Regions from separate parts of the Homo sapiens genome. Here all the other regions are linked to region 2. The links are chromatin loops, found by intact Hi-C in ENCODE. Cell type or tissue: Calu3. All regions are shown on one strand.

Region 1 (8,000 bases), 180 kb after region 2:
AAATACAGGATTCAAAAACAAGTATAAATAAACGTTTATATCATTTGCCAGGGAGTGGGATGAAAAAGATTTTCTAAACATGATTCCAAAAAGCTAGAAACCATATAGGAAGACTAAAGAGCTTCAGTAAATAAAAAATAAAAATCTCTCTCCATTGAAATGACCTTCATATACAAGGTCTGAAGGCAAATGCTTACCTGGGACAAAGCTTCATCAACATACAAGACAGCCAATGAGCAAATATCCTGACCATTTAAAGAGCTCATGAGACAGGGGGGAAAAAATGGACCTCCTGATGCAAAAGCAGGCTAAGGACACAAACACACAATTCACAAAAACAATGACAAACACAAATAAAAATTCCACCTCACACGTGATCCAAAAGATGGAGTTAAAACAGCAATGAGATATCATTTTTGTATACTACATATCAAATGATCAGTTATTTAAAAGTAAACTAAAAAGATAATCTCTAGGGTTAGGAACTATGTAGAGAAATATACCCTCACTCACTCCTGGCAACAGTGTCAAATGAGTGTAACCCTTCTGAAGGGTAGGTTGGGAATATGCTTTCAAAACCTGAAAAATAAGCATACTCTTGACTCAGCAATTTTATACTAGACATGTTATCTAAATTATGTCAAAGAATATAATTTTGGATATCCCCAAAGATTTACCTATGAAAATGGTTATTGTAAATGCTATGTAAAATGTTTTTACATAAAGAAACATTTATTTAGTAAATGGGATTGACTGAACAAACTATGATACATGGAATATTATGTAGCCATTAAAAACAATATCATGGAAGATTAATTATTTTACGATATGGATCATTATATAGTCAGTGTTACCAAAGAGTATATGTACTATAGCCTTACTGTAGTTTTTAAAAGTACATATGAATACATATAAGAATAAACAAGGCATAAAAGATACACAACAAGCCAAGTGCAGTGGCTCACTCCTGTAATCCCAGCAGTTTGGGAGGCCGAGGCAGGCGGATCACTTGAGGTCAGGAGTTCAAAACCAGCCTGGCCAAAATGGCGAAACCCTGTCTCTATTTAAAATACAAAACATTAGTCAGGCATGGTGGCTTGAGCCTGTAATCCAGCTACTCGGGAGGCTAAGGCACGAGAATCGTTTGAACCTGGGAGGTGGAGGCTGCAGTGAGCCAAGATCGCGCCACTGCACTCCAGCCTGGGCATAGACTTTGTCTAAAAAAAAAAAAAAAAAAAAGATACACAACAGAGTTTAATTGGGCCTATCGGTGGATATGGGATTATGGGTGATGTTAGCATTTTTCTTTATTTTACTTACCTATGTTTTCTAAACCTCCTGCAATTAACATGTATTACTTTGGTAATATGGAAAAATAACAAAGGTTGTTAGACTGAAGGGTTTGTGTATAACCTAAAACCATACTGGAGGAGTTCTCAGCTCCCCCAGCTGATCTCTGAATAACTCACCAAAGGTGGAGTCTTCCCCGAGCTCCTTCCCGTATTTCAGCATACAGTCCCCCAGCAAGCCTTCCGTCTGCGGGTATCCTGTGGTCTTCACCTGCCCTCGGATCTTCGACACAGTGTTCAGCATTCCTAGCTTAGCTCTGTATGCTTAAAAACATTGTCATTTGTAATTCTTTAAAGTTACAAGGTGGAGTGACAGGTACATAGAATTTAATAAACGCAGCTGCCAAAACTGAGGTCACCTTAAACAAAATGCCAGAGACCTGAGGCCTGAAACAATTGTGTGTGAACTATTTAATTTTCTCAGGTAATTTTCTAGGTTCTTTACCAAGGTGGGTGCTAAGTGCACTGTTCCGCAGCCACGATGAACCATAGAAATGATGGTGCACATCGGCTGGGCGCAGTGGCTCACACCTGTAATCCCAACACTTTGGGAGGCCGAGGCCGGCAGATCACCTGAGGCCAGGAGTTCAAGACCAGCCTGACCAACATGGAGAAACCCTGTCTCTACTAAAAATACAAAAAATTAGCTGGGCGTGGTGGCACATGCCTGTAATCCTAGCTACTCGGGAGGCTGAGGCAGGAGAATTGCTTGAACCCGGGAGGCGGAGGTTGCAGTGAGCCAAGATCGCGCCATTGCACTCTAGCCTGGGGGACAAGAGCGAGACTTTGTCTCAAAAAAAAAAAAAAGAAAGAAAGAAAGAAAGAAAAAAAAAAAGAAATGATGGGGCACATTGCTGACTTGAAATAATAGTGACCAGGCTTTCCTGAGCACCACCCCTCGAGTGAGACCCTTTGGAAAGCTTGCAGTTGCTGACACGTGAAGTCAGACACTGACACCTGTGTGACACTGACATGCTTTTTGTTTGTTTGTTTAAATGTAAACAAAAATAGAATTGCCGAGGAGGATATTTCAAACAACCAACTGGTCATTAACACACACCACATGCGCGCGCACGCACACACACACACACTCTGCTCCCAAGGACTGATTGAGCCTAATGATTTTCAGTATTATGGCAGGCAGGTGCTGCTGTTTAGGAGGCAGAATCATAGGAGGGGACAGACCACCCCACCCCTAGTGAACACTAGCCTTGTGTGGCTGGTCCCAAGGTGCAGCTCAGCCTCTGCTCCCTAGGGAGGTGATGCGCATCACTGCGTCTTACCTTCCTTTCCTTCCTCTGACTCAGGCAATGAGTATTTACTCATTGTTGCACTGGGCCCTGTGCAACAACACACTGTGCTCATTACTGGGACTCCAGAGACAGGCTTTGCCCTCAAGGAGCTCAAAGTCTAGTTACTGGGAGGCAGAATATACAGGACATAATTATGAAAATAAAGTCCAGTGTGGTGCAGGGCAAGGGAAAGGCGGCAATATGCTGAAGAAAGATGGAAAGATGCCCTAAAAAGTACAGAGAATGGTGTCAGTAACGTGTAGAAGAGGGAATACTGTGGCATAATCAGTGGACAAGGAGTAGGCTGGTTTGACCTAAAATGCTATTAATACAGGACAAAGTGGGAGATAGCTATGGGAAAATGTGACTATGAATTGAACACCAAGCTAAGGATTTGAGATTTCATCCTGTAGGTGAGAGAGTGAATCACATACTAGTTTGTGGTATTTGAGATACTTTTAGATAGTCAAGAGATACACTTTTTTTCCTACTTTAATAATTTTGTACTATTTTTAATGTATTTTAAATCAATGCCTCCAAAACTTTAATGTGTATGTAAATAACCCAAGGATCTTGTTAAAATGTAGAGTGATTCCATCGGTCTGGGTTGAGCCTAATTCTGCATCTCCAGCAATAGAATGCACTGTGAGTAGTGACATTCCCGTGCCAGCTGTGAGTGCCACTCACATTCACCTGACATTCACAGTGCCAGCCTTTTTTGTTGTTGTTTTGAAACAACAACTGTTGCCCAGGCTGTAGTGCAGTGGTATGATCATGGCTCACTGTGGCCACAAACTCATGGGTTCAAGCGATCCTCCCACCTCAGCCTCCTGAGTAAAAATAGGACTACAGACGTGTTACCACACCTGGCTAATTTTGAAAATGTTTTGTAGACATAGAGTCTTGCTACATTGCCCAGGCTGGTCTTGAACTCTTGGCTTCAAGCAATCATCATGCCTTGGCCTCCCAAAGTGCTGGGATTACAGGCATAAGCCATTGTGCCTGGCCAGTGCCGGACTTTTGAACCTCACATTTATCCTCAAAGCATTTATCCTCCAGGTCCCCAAGCCCAAAGGCTTCACTCTCACACACTACACACACACACACACACACACACACACACACACACACACACTCTCTCTCTCTCTCTCTCTGCCCATCTTTCCCACTGTTGGAGGGGGATGTGGGATGCAGCAGGTATGTGGGTGAGAGCCATTAAACTGGATAAGAGGTTGCTAGGGCTGCCTCTTCTCTAGGAATAACCAGAGACCTCTAGCCAGTGGTGACACTTTTATTGTTGGCCAACACTTCCTTATCCCATTCAAGAGTCAGCTGGTTGAGGGTGAAGTATCTGTCTGATTTCATAGTGTACTCCAGCACCCCGAAATCCTCTAGTGCAGAGAAAGCACATATTAAATATTTGTTGACTGATATATCAGGAAAAGAAATTTGTGTGGCTGATTTCAATCACTGATGTGGCCAGGGAGGAGAAGATATATTTTTATGGTTTTCAAAGCTATTATCATCAATACAATTGTAAAGAACTTTAGACCTGCCTGGATACACCTGATAAAATTTATATTCTTAAATTTTTACTTTCTCAATTTTCAAATGGTTAGGTTTGTGCTGATTCCTACAGTCAAGGGAATCACAGGAACTCTACGCAGATAATAAATTCCTAAAAAGGAAAGGTGGCTTTAGAAATCCACAGAACTCAAAGCTTGGGCGCCCTCTATTGGTTCCTATAATTTACAACCTGGGAAAATCTCATCAATAGATGCTGCTTGGGGACCTAGAAACCCAGACCTTCAGTGGAGAAGCTGATGTGACACTGGATTTAAGCAGCCTTTCGTATTCACCACATCTTGTTTCTCCAGCATTTAAGCCACAAAGAGAAAGCTTTTTCAAATTAACATATACCTTTATGTATATAGTACACAAGGGCAGAATTTTTAAAAAAATTATAAAGAGGAAATAAGGAAGAAAATATTTGCCAAATGTTTAGTGGCTTTCTGAAGCAACTCATAAAACCTTTGCTCAGTGCTCTCTTGTTGCTATGACCAGCACTCCATTCGGATGATGTCAACTGAAATTCACAAAAATAGCTGTTCTCTTTCTCATCAGTAGGACCGAATGCAACTACCTTTGGTCACTGGAGACTCAGCTTTAAAAACTGAATTTCATTATTGGGACACAGACGACATTGTTTCTACATTATGTCAACTAAACACCAAGTAAACATGGGTTATTAGAGTCTGTGACAGCAAATGAACAAGAGAATATTTCAACTTTACCTGGATTTGGCTGAAGATATTCAGTGGTTTTTGAAAGAATTTCTGCAACAACTTTATTGGTAACATCTATTTTCTTAAAAGCAAAATTTAAAAAAAGTTAGTAAATGACAAACTCAATAAAATCACAAAAGAGCAAATAGAGGAGGAATTTTCATTAATTTAATTCTTCTAACACGATTATGATGATTTTAATCCAAATGAACGTTTTCAACATTTTTGGGAGAGGTGATATTTTCTCACTTTCTGATTTTTGGAACATCATTTCCTTCAAGTGATGTTGGAGAACTTTACTTTCCCTTTAAACATTAAAATGAATATTAAGGTAATATTTAGAAAATCTGGAAAAGTTATTATGCTCCACTAGATTATTAGATATACTTGGAAGTCTCTCAAAACTAACACTAGATATGAACCAAACTCTCCTTATCTGCTAGGTGAACTTGAATTTCTATACTTATATAAGGATGCCACAGTAATGATTCATATTAGCAACTGCCTCAGTAATCAACACTAAAAGAATCATAATCATTAGTATTATATTATAATACAATAAACACATTCATTTGTGCTATGGTCAGAAGATGTTAACATCAAAGTTTTCCCCAAACGTTCCCTGAAAGTTAACCCTTTCTGGTTAAGACTGAATCTTTCCTTCTGCAAAACCATTCCTGGACTTTCTGGTTGTTAGTTAACCAGAGAGTTAATATGGGAATAAACAATAAAGTTAAAATGCAAGTTGCAATAGCTTTATTTATACCATCAGTAGCCCAAAAGAAAAAGATCTCATTCATAAAAGCAATAAAAATGCAATAATGAAGAATAACTATTATGAGAAATTCACAACACCTATTTGAAAAACCACATTCTTAGATGGGAAAACTCAATTTTGTAAAGATATGCATTCTTCCCAAATTAACATGCAAAATTCATTCAAATCCCATCATAATTTCAATTTTTTCTTTTTTTTGTTAAAATTTGGCAAGCTGATAGTAAAGTGAGTCTTCATACTATATACATGATTAAAAATATCAACCTAAAAAAATCAGACTATAAAACGACTAACATACAGACAACAGTATTTTGAAATACTGGAGTGGGAAGAAACTTCTAACCAGGACCTGAAATTCAAATGTCATAAATAAAAAGACCAAAATTCTGACTCCGTAAAAACTTAAAAACTGAACATGAAAAGACATAGAGTATGTGAAGTTTGACAAAAGTGGCATAATATTCTAAACTCCCATTTAAACAAACAAGAAAGAAGGAAAAGGCTGGGCACGGTGGGACACACCTGTAATCCCAGCACTCTGGGAGGCTGAGGCAGGTGGATCACCTGAGGTCAGCAGTTCAAGACCAGGCTGGCCAATATGGTGAAATCCTATCTCTACAAAAATGCAAAAATTAGCCGGGCATGATGACGGGTGCCTATAATCCCAGCTATTTTGGAGGCTGAGGTGGGAGAATCGCTTGAACCTGGAAGGTGGAGGTTGCAGTGAGCCGAGATCACGCCACTACACTCCAGCCTGGGCAACAGAGCGAGACTCCATGTCTTAAAAAGAAAGAAGGAAAAGAGGAAAAACACAAGCTGCCTACAAAGATTTGAAAAAAATATTCAGAACTGTAAATAAAAAGGAGATGCTTTACATTCTCCAGATTGATAAAAACATTTTTAAAATCAGTTATACTCAATATCAGGTATTATATGGGTGTGGAGTAACACACAACAGGAATGCAAAATGATACGTTTTTGGAGATCAAGGGAGAAGTGCTTATTAATGGGCATATTAATAAACCAGCTATTATACTTCTAAGGATTTGTCCTTTTAGAAACACACGAGCAAATTGCAGTGAAGGAAAAACATGTTTGTTAGGCCATTTTATGTAATATTGAAAATGGAAATCAACAGGAGACTGATGGATAAATTATGAAACATCCAAGTAAAGGAATACTCTTTAATCATAAGGAAAAAAAATAAGGAAGATCGACATTCAAAGTACATACATAGAAAGCAAGCAAGCTGCAGAATGATTTATAATAGAAGACAAATCATTTTTGTAATTTAGAAAACTATGATCCTGCCAGGGTCACAAGTTTGCAACCAAGCAATCTTATCCAGCCTGAAATCGTATTTGTTCCCCTTAGGTAAATACATTAATTTGGGCTAAATAAATTAATCTGGAGCCCCAGGAAAGTTTTAAAAGACAGTACAGAAATGATAAAAAAGGAGTCAAACCTATATTACTGATACTTGTGTGCTGTGTGTGCAAGTGGGCATGTGAGTGTGCGTTTGGCCTAGTAACAAGTTTTGTGACTTTGAGCTCTCTTTGGTATGTTCAGCTATTTGCCAAGATTGTTGAAATGTTTAAGAGAATCTGATTAACTAAATATGTCTTATTAGTCACAAGAAATGTAAGGGCTTAGGAAAATGCTGTTAATAGATTTTATGTAAAGTTTGAGGGAGTCCTGTACCTTGCCTTTGTGATTATAGCTTGAAATGTCTAAGGGAATTTGCTTAATTATATAACTGGTGGTAAATATTTAAGGATTGAATCTGTTAAGCTTATGTGTTAATTAATGCAACCTCAAATGAAAATTAACTATAATGATTTTCATCATATAGCAAAATTACTAAATTTGGAAACAAGATTCATAAGTTCAGTTTAAAGCTTAAGAAAAATGAGGATTTTAGATTTATAATGTAACAAATTAGATATTAATTAAAATATAACTTAGAGTGCTCCCTTTGATATATACAACCCTTTTTGGACATGAAAAGCCACCACAAAGCTAAGAGTCATCTCTGAAAGATGATGATGAGAGGAATTAGAATGGGGATATTTTCTACTTCAGATCTTTTTTATATCTTTTGAAACAAAAAAGCCCAAGAAACAAATGACCAAAAACTTGCAGGTACCTTGTAGGCCCTGACATGCACATACTGGAGCTGCCTCCACACCAGCCCAAGCATCAAAACTAGAAATAAACCCTTTACAAATTGAAGAGTAAACATATTGGCTAATGTGGAGTCAAGATGAGCATTCAAAACAAAACAAAAAAACAACAA
Region 2 (8,000 bases):
TTTTACTCCTCACTTGAACACTGTGGGAAATTTTTTCACACCTGGGGTTAGGGGATGAATGAGGAGCAAGTAGTGAATCAAGATGAAAGTAACTCCATAAAGAGGATGTCACCTCTGCAGTATCTCCTCTGCATTTATTAAAGATGCTGCATCAAAGGGTTAAGGCTTCTATATACAGTTTTCTGTTCATTCCAGTCACCACATCTCCATACCATATACATCGAATTTCCTGGCACAGCTGCCCACCTTCTTGGAAAGGACACAAACACACTGGAAAAAATTTACATCAGAAAAAAAGCACCAACACCCACAGATTTATATTTGGTGTTGCACCTCTTACGCTTGACTTACTTGGACCACAAGCTTCCAAATATTATTGACCCAGAGCAGCCAACAAGGCTCTAGGAAGAATTATGTCCATCCCCCTATCATTTGAGACTTAATTTCCAGGTCACTATTAATTTGGGCTCTGCTTCTAACCTAGAAAATGACCTCCAACACTTGGTTAAGTCAGTATATTGGTTTTTCTTTTTGTCCATAATAATATAAAATGCCAAAATTTTAATAACGTTGAAATTATATTCATCATTGACTCAAAGCTACAATTCATCCTCACATTGTTAACTTAGTCCACTGAGTTTTCATTCTTCAAATTTCAGCTCAATTTTCCTCAAAGAAGCCTTACCTGACTTCAGTCTGTAATTACAGAACAAACCATGTGACTAATGGATTAATGTCCATCTCGAACTAGACTACAAGCTCCATAAAATTTGGGATTTGATCTTGTTTTACCTACCAGTGTGTCTCTGGCAATTAGCATTGTACCTGACATACAAGAGGGACTTAATAATATATACTAAATTAATGCATGAATTAATAATTTAGTTAATGGACGAACAAATGCATAGAGTTAATACTTTCAGTAATAAATGAAGGAAAAGTCATGTTTTGAGTCAATGAATCAACGAATTAAAATGTCTCCCCCAGCCGGGCGCAGTGGCTCATGCCTGTAATCCCAGCACTTTGGGAGGCTGAAGCAGGCAGATCACGAGGTCAAGAGATCGAGACCATCCTAGCCAACATGGTGAAACCCCGTCTCTACTAAAAATACAAAAATTAGCTGGGTGTGGTGGCACGTGCCTGTAGTCCCAGCTATTCGGGAGGCTGAGGCAGGAGAATCACTTGAACCCAGGAGGCGGAGGTTGCAGTGAGCCGAGATCATGCCACTGCATTCTAGCCTGGCGACAGAGCAACACTCTGTCTCAAAAAAAAGTCTCCCCCATGCAAAAATCTGTCTGTGAACCATTTTGAAAAAGAAGGGGACCAGAGTTCTGATCAGTGAATTTATCTTTGTCATTTGTTATCTTTTGTTTTTCCCTAAATTATCTGCTGATTATGGGCATGACACCAAGCTATGATGCAAAACTTACAAGGGAAAAAGAAATATAATTTACTTAAGTCCTCAACAAGTATGGGCTCAAACTGGTTCATTTCTTTACTGCCAGGGTTAATCCCGTTTTCATTATTATTTAAGTAGAAACTTAGGTGAAGACAATCCATCCCTGTGCAATACGGAAAGCTAATTCTGTATTCCAGGTAGCTGTGTTGAGTTACCAGATATACTGTAATTGATTAAGAAACAAAACCCTTAGGCTTGTAATAGCTGATACGTGACTCTGGTTCAGCTTGAATCCATAATTCATTGGCTTCAAATTTTGTGTGTAAATACAAAGATTTGCAAGGCCATAGAGTGGAGGAATCAGTTAATAAACAAATATCCAAAATAAAGTTTCCAGAAGTCTGGTTTCACACTACACTAGTCTTCAACATCTTTCAATGAGCACGCAGTTGAAGGAACACAAACGAACAGATCACTTTAAGGTAGAACCACAAAGTGTTACATCTGGAAAGGGACTTCTGAGCTTATCATTTTTACAGATGGCAAAATTGAGGTCCAAGAGGAAGACCTACACAGTCAAGTCAATGACAAAGAGCTTGAATGAGAACTCAGTTATTTCACCTTGCAACCCAGGACTCTTTTCGAGACCCACCCTATTCGCTTTCATGAATTACTAGTCTATGGCCATCTTCCTGCCTTGGACCTCCTGCCACTACTATTCATCCTCTACATCTAGGCCAGATGTATCCCTTTAAAACACAATTTCACACCTTAGTAACACCTCCCCACTGCTCAGACCATCTAGTGTTTTCTTAATGTCCACAGGACAAAGTTCAGAGTCCTTAGCTGGGCAGTTAGAACCTTCCACCTGCGTCCTACTAACACTCTAACATCACCTCCTACTGCACTTCCAAATGTAACAGCCACTGCAGTCCAATTGTTCTGTCCATCACAGCTCATCAGAACTGTTCTGCATGCATTTGCTTATGCCATTCTTCCTATGGTGACATGTTGACAGCTGCCCAGAATCCCCATCAATAAAGCTCTCGTTGCCTTAGCTGCAAGAGTGTACTATCAAACAGCCTTTAGCCATCAGTCTTTTCGGTGGTTGACTTAGTTGCAGGAAGGCATCTCTCTGAGGGTCACATCCCTGGCCAGGGGAAAATTAAAAGCTAACCTTGGAGAATGTCCTTCAGCCAGAGTCATTTCCACTACTGCCCTGCAACTGTGAGAGAGGCACAGCATCCAGCCCTTCTCTCACACCTGTGGACACATTCAGTGACTCAGCAAAGCAGGGGTCTAACTTAGGACAGCTCAGTCCAACTTAGGACAACTCTAAATGCTATTCTTGTTCCAGAGTTTCTTGTGGGCTGTGCCAAGGCTTTCTTTGGGGCTGCATTTCAGTTTGACACCTCCCACTGCTCATCCTGCTTCATTCTCTTCCTTCCATGAGTGTCAATCCCAAGAAACTCCCAAGTAACCATCTTGCATGTTAAACTCCTCTCAGGGTCTGCTCCCTGGAAAACCCAGCATGCAACACTCCCAGCCCCCAAATACCGGCTCCCACTGTCTTTCAAGGTCTACTCCCCAGGCCACTCCTCTTTACAAGTCCTGTAGCAAATATAGATCAGTTCACTTATTTTACATTAATATGAACCACCTCATACCAATAATTCCTTCTTAGGTATGTGAAGTCACAAATGCATGCTGTGTTTCTTTCTTCTTTCTTTTCTTTCCTTCCTTGCTTCTTTGTGTGTGTGGTATTTTTTTTTTTTTTTTTTTTTTTGAGACAGGGTCTTGCTCTGTCACCCAGGCTGTTGTGCATTGGCACAATCTCAGTTCATTGCAGCCCTGACCACCCAGAGTAAAGTGATTCTCCCACTTCAGCCTCCAACTGGCTGGGACTACAAGTGCATACCACCATGCCTGGCTACTTTTTGTGTATTTTTTTGTAAAGACAGGGTTTCGCCATGTTGCCCAGGCTAGTCTCAAACTCCTGAGCTCAAGGAATCCTCCCACCTTGGCCTCCCAGAGTATAGGGATTACAGGCATGAGCCACCATGCCCAGCCTGCCTACTCTGTATCCCTAAGAACTAGCATCATGACATTGCTACACAGTGAGTGATCAATGAAGGATGACAATCTTGATAATGAAGATGTAACCAATCTTGAACTGACGATCCACTTCAACTAATATGTCATTCTTCTTTCCCTGCTAGACTATAGTTCCCTAAGGGCAGAGTGCTGCTATCCCCACAGGCTCCTTGTAAGAGGCACTGAAGAAAGGAGCAGTGTACTTTTGATGTGCTACTCCCTTTAGAATGAACGAGAATAAGTTTGATTTGTATTCTCAAACATGGGATTGGAGGTGAAGACAGAAAGGAGAAGAAATGTTTTCTTTAAGGGGAATGACATATGAGGAATGTTGTACAAGGTCTCTCTTCCATGCCAACAAGACTCCAGGAGACGCCAAGCAGACACTTGCTGAGAGCTGCCATTCTGGTGCCAGGGAGTCTGGACCTGCCAGATCTCATGGCTGCTCCACCCTGAGCTGCCCTCGTCCATCTAGGATGACCCATGTTCTGAAATAAGATCCGCTTCTCCATCCTTAAACAGCCAAGCAAAACTGTTCCTTTTGTTTCTTTCTCACAGAGAGCAATGGATGTTTGGGAGACATCGGTTTGTCTTAATTAAAACAAAACTGCACCACAGCCATTCTTACGAAGTAGACAAAAAGTAAACAAGGACCTATGATGAACAGTTAGGGCCAAATTTTGAATTTCATGACATGTGAACATGGTCTGAAAAGGAAAGATAAATCCTCTCGTCCTCCAGGGGAACACTTAAAAGCTGACCTTGGAGAATGTCCTTCAGCCAGGGCACAGGGTCACTTCCACTACTGCTCTGAAATGGTGAGAGGAACAGCGTCCAAGCCTTCTCTCACACTTGTGGACAGATCTGGATGGGTACCTGAGAGGAAGTCTAACAAATAGGAAATGGAAAAACTTACTGAAACCATTTCTCCTGCCAGAGCAGAAACTGACCAAAGTGGGGACACTACTACTGCCTTGCAGTGCCAAATAATGAAATGTTGTTTCAACACTCTTCCCAAGTGAGGAAAGAGAAAGTGAAAGACGAGCAGCAGAGGAAAGCAAAACAGGAACAGGATGCAAGTGTGGGATTAGGGAGGCAGCAAACCTCAGAAATGGCCAGAACTGGCTCTCAGCTAACTAGGATTTCAGACACTTGCAGCAAGAGGGCAGCCCAACACTTCCTTATCTAACCTAACTTCCAAGTGACACCTAACACCATATCATCTGGGCAGCCTTCTCTTAAACCCCATCTAACCCATCACTTCTATTAGTCTTGGCATTTTTCTCGATGTCCACACAGAGGTAAAGTATATGAAAGTTCTAAGTTCTAATCCTTTTATTCGCACTCCCCATAGAAAATCCATAGCAAAGCTTTGCCTTATATTATTGCCATATATTACATTATTGCCTTACATTAGTACAAACTGAAAAGTATTTATTCCATCAGTTTAATAAGTAAGAAAATTTCATTTTTTTTAAGAGGCAAGGTCACACTTTGTCACTCAGGCTGGAGTGCAGTGGTACAATCATGGCTCACTGCAGCCTCAACTCCTGGGCTCAAGCAATCCTCTCACTTCAGCCTCCTAAAGCACTGGGATTACAGGTGTGAGCCACAATGCCTGGCTGACTTCACTTTTTAAAAAATCAGAAACTACTTCCAACCCGAAGTATACTGTTTTCACAAGAGACTAGCTTCATCATGTAACTATCATTGTAAATATCATTCACATTACCCAAAAGGTTCCCAGTTAACTGCAAACAGGAACATGAGCAATAGACCGCAGTTGATGTATTAACTCTGTCATTCAAGAGCTGGTGATTTTGATCCAGTTATGTATTTAAATACGAACATTTTCATGGGTAAAGCAAACAGAGGATTTGTGACAGACACTGATAGTTAACACCCAATATCCACACCCTCCTTTCTTTTTTGCTAACAGAACCCCAGGTGGTGAATCATAAGTCAACAAGACTATAGTGTTCACACTTTCCCAGCCTCCCTTGCACTCTGAGTGGCCATGTGAACCAGTTACGTGTCATTGACCAGAACTGGTTCACATGGCCACTCAGACTGCAAGGGAGGATGGGAAAACTGGTCATTTTCTGTCGGTGCTTCTGGGCAAACATCACATTCTTGATTAATAAGACAAAGGGACATAGGCAATTCTATACCTCTTCTCTCCTTTCTTCCTTGGAATTCAATGTGGTGCTTGAAGCTGCAGTGCCATTTTGCAACCATAAGAGGAACGGCCAACCCACTGAGTACAAAGAACAGAGGGAAAGGAGCCTGGATTTTGAGAGCATCACTGAGCCACTGTCCCAGGCCTATTTGTTAGAACAGCCTTTGGCATGGCATTATGTTCCCTGCAGCTGACAACACTAATAACTGATAGAGGGTTGTTGTGGAATTAAAGAAGAGATTATGTGAAAGTCATTTGATAATGTACCTGACACAGCTTTGTCTGGTTCCAAAGACAGCCTCTTTCCATGACAACAGGCACTTATGAGATTGCATTTATTCATAACACATTTTGCCCAATGGCACCAGATAAACCAAGTGTCACTCTATGTACTTTTCACTTCATTGAATTAATGTAGATAGCTTCATCTTGAAACAGAAAATGTTTCCTTGACCCCCTTCTCGACTGGGAACTGGAGTGCATGGGTGCTAGAACTAGCCAGTCGCTTGGGTGCTGGCAGGGGTGGACTGCACTCTCTGGAACCTATTGCACTCAACCCCTCATGGAAGGAAGCACACAGGTGAGCAGGTGCAGGAGCCGGGGCAAGTGCTTTTGGGTGCTGGCAGGAGCAAAACTCCATTCAGACTCCACAGCAGTGTCTAGGAGGAAGTACCTATGACCCCTGAAGCCCCAGAAGGACTGTTACAGTCAGTGCTCTTTTAGCTTTGCCAGCTTAAGTGTTATGCCACTCAGTGGGCTCTCTGCCTTTTCATGTGAGGTGGTTGCTCTCCGCTAATGAGGACAGAGGGTCAGCATGACAGCCTTTAGCATCCACACAAATGGCACCCAAGCTCTTGTCCAGCGTCCAGGAAAAATCAGGTTGCATGAATGAATTGAAGAGTGGAGGATTTTATTGCCGACGAAAGTGTCTCTCATCAGGAAAGGGAGCTGGAAAGGGGATGGACCAGGAAGGTGATACTCCCCATGTGGACTCCTCTCTGAAGCAACGTTGTCAAGCCGCCCAGCCGAAGTCAAGCCGCTTCTCTCTGATGTCCAGTTGCTTCTCCTCTTCTCTGCTCTCTGCCAGCTGAGCCTGGGGTTTTTAGGGGTCCAGGATGTGGGGCAGGGCAGGCCATGGGTGGTTTTGGAAAAGGCAAACATTCGAGGAGGAAAACAGGAATGCATGTTCTCACTTTGGGCTGGGGTTCCAGGCTTGAGGGTGGGGCCTTTGCCAGGGACCCGCCCTCTTATGCCCAGAGTTTCCCTGCTTCCTGTCCCCATCGATATAATAAACAAACACACTCTTTTGACATTACACAAATGGCTTCTCTAGGAAGGCATATGTAAGACACCCCAAACACGACAGTCCTGCTGACAAACCACTGACTGAAAATTAATGCTCATTTGTGGGGAGGGTAGTAGGGAGATTTGGCCAAAGGATACAAAATTTAAGTTAGATAGGTAAAATAAATTCAAGAGCTCTACGGTACAACACAGGTGACTATACTTAATAATGATGTATTGGATTCTTGAAAATTGATAAGAGATTTTAAGTGTTCCCACCATAAAAACAATGATAAGTATGTGAAGTAATACATGTTAATTAGCTTTGCCAGTCCACAATGTATGCATATTTCAAAACATCATGTTGTACATCATGAATATATACAATTTTTGCCAATTAAAATTAATTAATTTTTTAAAAGAAAATTAATGCTCAGAGACAACATGTACTTGAGTGTCCATATGGCAATTCTTGCTCATTTTAGCTAATGGAGATAGAAAATTCTACTTTACACAGAGTGAGAATGAGAAAATCATGGAATCTGAAGTATGTAAATTAGAAAAAAATATTTTTTGGTGTCTTTGGCAAATATTAAGTCACGTGTGTGGTTTTATCTTCCTCTATATAGCAAAGCCCTGCTTTTTCTGGAACTATTAGAATTAAGTATGCTATATAAATGAACTTCCCACATGAAGAAAATTTGCCTTTTTTTAAAATAAAAAAGATATGGCCGGGCGCAGTGGCTCACGCCTATAATCCCAGCACTTTGAGAGGCCGAGGCAGGCAGATCACGAGGTCAGGAGATCGAGACCAGCCTGGCTAGCACGGTGAAACCCCGTCTCTACTAAAAATACAAAAAATTAGCCGGGAGTGGTGGCACGCACCTGTAGTCCCAGCTACTCAGGAGGCTGAGGCAGGAGAATGGTGTGAACCTGAGAGGCAGAGCTTGCAGTGAACCGAGATCACACCACTGCACTCCGCCTGGGCAACAGACGCCATATCAAAAAAAAAAATTAAAAAGATATATGAGTTAAGGAAATCTT
Region 3 (8,000 bases), 280 kb before region 2:
CATATCACCCTCCTTTCTCCCACAAAACTTAGACCACCTCTGGGGAGAAGGAAAAAATGACAGGGCAAATCTTGAATCAATTGGGTTTAAGTCCGGAAATGACTATGCTTAAAACCATAAATGTCTGCCAAGTTTGGGTTTTTCTGCTGTGAGCAAAAATGAAGACTTGTGTGCTAAGGTGGGTTCAATTACAGGAAAAAAATTTTAAAATTTTGACATTCAGTTCTTAAAATTTTTACTTATTTATAATAATACCTATTAATTTGTCCTTATAATTTATTTTATGCTTAAAAAGGTCTTTACTGTCATGATAGTTCTACTTGCATTTACTTACTGATACACTTAGCTCTTTAATCAAGTTAGAATTTATTTTGGTGTATGTTCTGAGTCTGTGCTCTGATTTTACTTATTTTTCTTACATTAGCTAGCCGATTTGTCTTATACTGCCTTTTTTCTTTTTTTGGCTAACCACTTTATTGAGATACAATTTACAAACTATACAATTTGCCATCGAATGTTAACGGAATTTAGAGTTGTATAACCTTTACCATAATCAATTTTAGAACATGATCATCATCCCCAAAGAAACCCCATACCTTTAACAGTCACTCCTAATTCCTCTGATTGCTTCTTTCCCCAAGCCTCGGCAACCATTAGTCTACTTTTTGTCTCTACAAATTTCCCTGTTCTGGACACTTTGTATAAATGGTGCCATGCAGAGTGGTCCTTTGCATCTGTCTTCCTTCAATTACCATAATGTTTTCAAGGTTTAGCTCTATTGTAGCATATATCAGTCCTTCATTCCTTTTGATGGTCAAATATTCAATTGTGCAAGCATACCACAGCTCATCTACTCACCAATTGTTTCCATTTTTTTTATTATTATGGGGTGTTGTTATTTGGGTTGTTTCTACTTAATGACATTGTGGTTATTATTAATAATTCTCCAACAAATATTCATGTACAAGTTTTTGTGTGGACATATGTTCCATTTCTTTTTTTCTTTTTTTTTGAGACAGAGTCTCGCTCTGTCGCCCAGGCTGGAGTGCAGTGGCGTGGTCTCAGCTCACTGTAAGCCCTGCCTCCCGGGTTCACACCATTCTCCTGCCTCAGCCTCCCAAGTAGCCGGGACTACAGGCACCCGCCACCACGCCCAGCTAATTTTTTGTATTTTTAGTAGAGACAGGGTTTCACCATGTTAGCGAGGATGACCTCATGATCCTCCTGCCTCAGCCTCCCAAAGTGCTGGGATTACAGGTGTGAGTCACCGCGCCCGGCCTCCGTTTCTTATTTGTATTTTTTTGCCCTAGGATATAGATCCTGAATGTTTCATTTCTTTTGGATACATACCTAGGGGTGGAATTTCTGGGTCATATAATAGATCTAATCTAACATTTTGAGGAACCGCTAGGGTGTTTTCTAAAGTGTCTGTACCATTTTACATTCCCATCAGCAGCATGAAGGTTCCAATTTCTCCACATCCTCATCAACATTTGTCACTATCTCTTTCACTAATGCCATCCCAGTGAGCCTAAACTTGTATCTTATTGTGGTTTTGACTTGCATTTTTTAATGACTAATGGAAAGCATCCCTTCGTGTGCTTATTGGCCATTTGCATATCTTGCTGATAGTTTATTTGTGTTTTTATTATTGAGTTGTAAGTATTCTTTACATATTTTAGAGATAATCTCCTTTTTGATATACAATTTTTAAGCATTTTCTCCCATTCTATAGGTTGTCTGTTTACTTTCTTGATGGTTTCCTTTGCAGCACAAGTTTTTAATTTTGATGCAGTCCAATTTATCTATTTTTGTTGTTGTTGCTTATGCTTTTGTTGTTATATCTAAGAAGCCATTTCCTAATCCAAGCCATGAAAATTTACACCTATATTTTTTTCCAATAGTTTTATATATTGAGCTCTTAAATTTAGTTCTCTGATTCATTTTATTTTTTCGTATGTGGTGTAAAGGGTCCAACTTCCTTTTTTGGAAGTTGTCCTGCATCACTTGTTTAAAAGACTATTCTTCCCCCATTGAATGGTTTCTCAACCTTATACAAAAACAATTGAGATATATATATATGGGTTTATCTCTGGACTCAATTCAATTTCATTGATCTATATGTCCATCCTATGTCAGTACCATACTATCTTGATTACTGTAGCTTTTTGGTAAGTTTTGAAATCAGAAGTCTGAGTCCTGCAACTTTGTTCCTTTTCAAAATTGTTTTGGTTATTCTGTGTCTCTTCTATATCCACATGAATTTTAGGATCAGACTGTCAATGTCTGCAAAGAAACCAGATAAAATTTTGATAGCGATCACATTGAATTTGTAGATAAATTTCAAGAGTATTGTGTTACTAGTAATAATAAGTCTTACAGCTTTCCATTTATTTAGATCTTCTTTAGTTTCTTTGAAAAATATTTTGTAGTTTTATATCTTCTATTTTTAAAACAATGTTTTCTCCTATGATTAACTGCCTTTAAATGTTAAAGTCAATCTGGTCCGTTTCTGAGCTCTGATTATACACCATAACCTGTGTCTCTTCTGCACTAATGCTGTACTATTTTACTCATGACAGTTTTGCATCATGCTCTGACATAGGATGAGGAAAGTCTCTCTATACCTCCAATACTTTTTTAAAATAAAAATTTATGTCTTTATTGTCATATTATCTCCCATGTGAATGCCAGAATTATCTTTAATTCCACAAAAAGTTCTACTATGATGTTAATAGGAATTGTATTACGTGCATATATTCATTTAAGGAAATCGACATCTTCGTAGTACTGAGATTTTCCATTCAGGAGTATAATAAGTCTTTTATTTGCTCAACTTTTATGTGTTTCAATAATGTGTTATATTTTTATTTATGGGTTCCTACACATTAAACTTTTTCCTAAGTATTTTTATTATAACATTATCAAAGGTGGCATTTGGGATGAAGATTCTGAGGCTTTTGTGCAGATACCACTAATGTTCCCCTCCTCATTTTCCTGAAGGCTACTTTTATTCTTACTGCCCTAAACTGGTCTAACTTGGAGCTTCTGTTATGGCATCACTGCATTCAAAGAACCCAAACTTGGTTCACTTTTGTACTGGAAGACAGAGATACTATGATTTCTAAATGTAAACCTTGAGGTCAAAGACATACATTCATTTCAGAGACCAGTCAGATTCCTGCCCCCCGCCCCAAAAGTAGTTTATTGGAAACAAGGTGATTATTATCACACTATCTGTGTGGACAGATAGTGCTGTCCACAAACTAGATGTGTTAGCTTTACCCGGTTCCCTGGTTCCCACTGAACACATGGATGACCAAAACATGGTTTTCTTCCCAGAGGCCGGTCTTTAGGGGCACATGCTCTTGGAGACACCACCTGCACAGTTCCATTGGCTTTTGTCCGCTTGCACGTCACCTGCCGACTGTGGTATCCTTCACCGCAAGACACAGAGCACTGTGACCACACACTTGTGAACCACCTAGGAACAAAAACTACAGGACTTTAGTAAGGACTGGTATGCCAGATCTTAGAGGGGGCGTCTCATCAAAGGAAAAAGCTGATCCCAACACCATGGCTATCTTAGGCTGTCACATGTCTCTATGGGAATGGGAAGCAGCACAGATGACTCCCAGCCTTTTTCTCAGACCTTCTTTAACTCGGGAGAAACAGTGTCATCATGTAGAGATGACTACTTTAGGAATGGGGTACAGCTGTCTTCAGGTTTATGAAGAGCTGTTACTTGTGTGGCCCTAGAGGGTAAAGCTGGGGCAAATTTAGGAGGAAATTTCCAAAAGGTGGAGTTCAACTCACTGAAACTAAAATGAAGAAAATATATTTCCAGCATCTAAGTGTTGTTTACCCTGCAAGATACTTACATGTTAGCTTGTATAATTCTCATGTTATTCCCATTCTTGTAGAAAAGAAACGGATGTCCACTGAACTGAATAACTTAGCTATGACCACATGACTAACCTGCCAGCAGAGCTGGGATTGGATTCTAGATTTATCTGACTCTAAAGTTCATGCTTTAATGATTATAGGAGACTGAACTTGGAGCTGGACACCTTTGAGATATTGAGTGCTTTGTCTGTTGGGACAAAGATGCTGTTGGGAGACTGCAGAGCAGGGGTTTCTAACATGATGTCCATGGTTATCCAAGGAAACCACATACTTGGATGGAAAAAGAATTCCGTCTTCATTGTCACTAAGCTCTAACTGAAATTTAATATTTCCTTCAATTATAGAAACATAGGCCACAAGTACAGTAGCATTAATAATACCTGTGATTTTGTTACCAATAGAAATCATAGATATTTACACATTACATTATGACAGGTATCTCAAAATATCATTTATATTCATCACCATATTAAAATTAAAGCACAACTATATCTTGTTATTTTTTGTGTTAATAGAGAAGTAAATCTATATCAGATCTTGTATGTTTGTTTGTTTGTTGTGAGACGGAGTCTCATTCTGTCGCCCAGGCTGGAGTGCAGTGGCGCAACCTCGGCTCACTCCAACCATTGCCTCCCGGGTTCACGCCATTCTCCTGCCTCAGCCTCCCGAGTAGCTGGGACTACAGGTGCCTGCCACCATGGCCGGCTGATTTTTTTGTATTTTTAGTAGGGACGGGGTTTCACCGTGTTAGCCAAGATGTTCTTGATCTCCTGACCTCGTGATCCGCCCGCCTCGGCCTCCCAAAGTGCTGAGATTACAGGCGTGAGCCACTGCGCCCGGCGATATATCAGATCTTTAAAAATATTTCACTAAGTGAACTTCAATATAATTGGTTTCCATTGTAATCAAATGTATTTTATTTTACATATTCAAAAACCTGGTTCTGAGACGGTATCCACAGGCTTCTCCAAACCACCAGAGGGAGCTGTGGCACAGAAATGATGAGAAGCCTTGATGTAGAGGGATCTGGGATTAGATGATCTCTATGGTCTCTTCTAGGTATGAAAGTGTGGGACTGTTTATCCTAGGAGTGTGCAAAGGTTTTAGAATATTCGAGAAACAAGACTGCTGACAGATTTCCCAATGTGGATTCTCTCCGCGTTTTGAAAATCAAGAAATGCCATAAAACAGCTTTCTCAATCAGGTTACTCCAAGTTACTGAAGCATGAGTTTGCTGCTTTCTGAGGGATGACCTTAACATGAGATCTTCCTTTTGAGAATTACAAAGGGTACTGGAAGACCTATCAGTTAGGGTGCCTGCAATATTGATAACCCTCCTAAGAACATGTCCTAAGGAACCTATTTTGCTTTACACTGTGACCCTGCCTCCCACTCTCCTCCAAGGCACTCTTAGAGACTGGATCTAGTGTGGACATCTGCCCAAGGGCAGTGAGCTATATAACATTAAACATTTCTCCAGTTTCTCATCAGTAAAATGTTAGTATCTTCTTCATTGGTTTGTACTCAACAAATGCTTTTTTATTTGTTAATTGTTTTTACTATGGATTTTGGTACTATTTGGTCAACTATCTGCTAGGGTCTGTGTTGTAATCATTCATTCATTGATTTCATAAATATTTATAGGGAGTATATGATGCAGCAGACATTGTGCTAAGTGCTAGGAATAAATTATTGAGCAAAATACCTGTGGATTTACTCCCCATAGAATTTACGGTCTAGTGGGAGAGCAAGACAGACAATTGTGGTAAGAATTATGAAGAATGATAAGGACATATAAAAATCATATAACATAAGGCGTGATTTACTTTGGAGGGCTAAGTTCAGGGATGGTTTCCCTGAGCATGTATTGAGGTATATATAGATGAACAGAAATGATTAAGTGAAGAGAGAGGGGACAGTGTCCTAGGCAGAGGGAGAAGTATGCACAAAGCCTCTGAGTCAGGAAACAGAATAGTATATCTAAGGGACAAAAAAAGACCAGCATGGAAGGAGATCAAATAACCAGTGTGGGAGAGACAAGCGATAAAAGAGATAGCCCAAGGCCCAAATATGAAGGGACTTCAATTCTTCCACTCATTTACTCAGTCAGTCAGCAAATATTTACTAAGCACCTACTATTGCTAGGCACTGTTTCAAACATGAGATAAAAAGATGTACAAGATAGTCACAACCCCAGTGCTGGGAATTTTGGCCTTTGTCCTAAGATAAATGTGTAAATTGCACATGGCATCATTTGCAAAGCAAAAATGTAAAATATATTTTTAGTTGGACACTCAGGATTACAGCTTATTTAAAAATAATTTTTTAAAAGTAGATATATTTACTGAGAACCTCCCAGGTGACAGGTACTGAGTTAGACACTTTATAATCAATTTTTCATTTAATTTTCAAGATCATCTTGTGAAGTCGATATTTTTATTTGCAGAGGTAGAAACCTAATGAAACTAAGAGAACCATCATGATGAATTTGTTTCAAATATCTTTATTCTTAGAGAGTGGACAAAGTACTCCAGAGAGGGAGATAAGAACCAGAAGACTCCTGGAGTAGTCCATGTAAGAAAAAATGACGGCTTGGACTTTAGTGGTAACAGTGGAAATGGACAAGAATGGATGGAAGTGAGAGAAAGAGGGGCATCTAGGATGTAGTCATCAAGATCTGAAATACTGGGGATGGAGTAAGTTTGCTGGAGACCATGAATTTGATTTTGGACATTTAAAAATTACTGATTTGTATTACCTATTGCTTAGAAAGCTTATTAATGGTTTTACCTCCAGGGATCAAGTCTAGAGAACTGTGTTTTTCACTAGTGCCTCTGGTGATTCTGGCCCACTGAATTATCTCCTAAGTAAACCCAAGAAATTAGCCTCACTAAAGTCTTAAAGAACTGACAGGATTGTGTGTGCAGGAAGCAGGTTTGGTTAGTGATTGAGAGCAGGGGCTCTAAAATCAGACTATCACCATTTGAATCCTGGTCCTTATAACTGTATGGCCTAGGGGAGTTTCCCCATCTACGAAACAGGAAATTAACAACATCTACCTCACAGGACACTGTGATCCATGTAAAGCACTTAGCAGGATGCCTAGTATACAGTAAGTGATAAAAAAAACTTAGCTATTGAATTATTATGTCCAAATCACTGCACCTTTCAAAACAAACAAAAACTTGGTGTTGATGAGATACAAAGAGTGACTTCACTTACCTCGCTGGGCAGTCCCGGATGTTACAGGGCTCAAACCCAGCCAGTGGCTTCTGGAGGTGATCACACAGGGCCTCACTCACTTCCTGCCCATTGGCCATCACACACTGGGGTCTCTGAATGCGGGCTCCCAAATGACCACAGGTGGCAGAACAATGTGACCAGTTACCAGGCTCCCAAAAAGGCTCTGCAGAAAGAAAACAAAATATCATGCCAGCCCCAAAAGAGAAATGACGACGAGCTGGAGAAGACATGGCCAAAAACCACCATGAGATGTTTTTTGGTTCTTTAAGTAGCATATGGAGAGAAAGCCATCTCATAGTGCAAGGGAGTCCTCTAAATCTTATTTTCCCTCAACTAATTTACTGTAATAACTGGTGAGAATGGCGGCCAGAATGGGGTCCTTGGACCACAGTCTGGAGAGGGACTATCATCGGCCAGCTGGGTCTGCCAGAAAAATCCCAGAGAGAGAGGAGGCACTCTCAGCAGTGGGCTGCCTCCTCAGTGTTCTCTAACCACAGCCAACAGGACAAGAGAGGAGGGCCTCTCTAGGGGATGCCCTAACGGGTTCAATTTCTCAAAAGTGGATCAGGCAGAGAAATGAAAGATGATTTAGCAGGAGGAACAGGGACTAGGGATTAAGCAGTAAGGTTAAAGATGCATTTGAGTTCTGTTCTTATTTTTCCATTAATTCTTAATCTAAACTTCAGATTGATCCTGTGACTGCATAAATAATTTGTCACAGAGACATCTGAAGAGATAAATGTAGGAGTTTCCTTTACAAGAGTAGAAGCCGACCACCTCCAGTAATCCCAGCTTTTTAAAAATTTTAATCCCTATTCCAAACAGCCTTTCCCTTCCCTGCTGACACTCAG

Evidence for each region. Peaks named below come from ENCODE experiments on the same cell type or tissue, not always from the same donor. Only the 100,000 strongest peaks of a DNase experiment are listed, where the experiment ranks them.
Region 1: it touches region 2 in a loop (14-fold over the local background); 47 of 110 quality-filtered maps call a loop at or near these places.
Region 3: a loop joins it to region 2, with 5 times the contacts of the local background. A loop is called at or near these places in 40 of 110 quality-filtered maps.

The regions. Positions count from the first base shown.
Region 1 is chr15:83,562,142-83,570,141 of GRCh38, reverse strand. SH3GL3 (SH3 domain containing GRB2 like 3, endophilin A3) reads right to left here. Exons shown (of 9, transcript NM_003027.5): 3 at 4,936-5,008; 4 at 1,470-1,613. Among named protein-coding and RNA genes, the nearest start is that of ADAMTSL3, 88 kb to the left of the region's middle. In Calu3, a CTCF peak has its summit at 4,389 (motif pointing left); a DNase peak (open chromatin) is centred at 4,371.
Region 2 is chr15:83,743,835-83,751,834 of GRCh38, reverse strand. The region is part of intron 3 of ADAMTSL3 (ADAMTS like 3); the gene reads right to left. Among named protein-coding and RNA genes, the nearest start is that of ADAMTSL3, 94 kb to the right of the region's middle. RefSeq lists an enhancer at 6,769-6,938. In Calu3, no CTCF peak of the experiment used is centred here; DNase peaks (open chromatin) are centred at 4,624 and 5,494.
Region 3 is chr15:84,020,722-84,028,721 of GRCh38, reverse strand. ADAMTSL3 (ADAMTS like 3) reads right to left here. Exons shown (of 30, transcript NM_207517.3): 26 at 7,129-7,312; 27 at 3,286-3,484. Among named protein-coding and RNA genes, the nearest start is that of GOLGA6L4, 210 kb to the left of the region's middle. RefSeq lists an enhancer at 6,129-6,298. In Calu3, a CTCF peak has its summit at 4,910 (motif pointing right); a DNase peak (open chromatin) is centred at 4,891.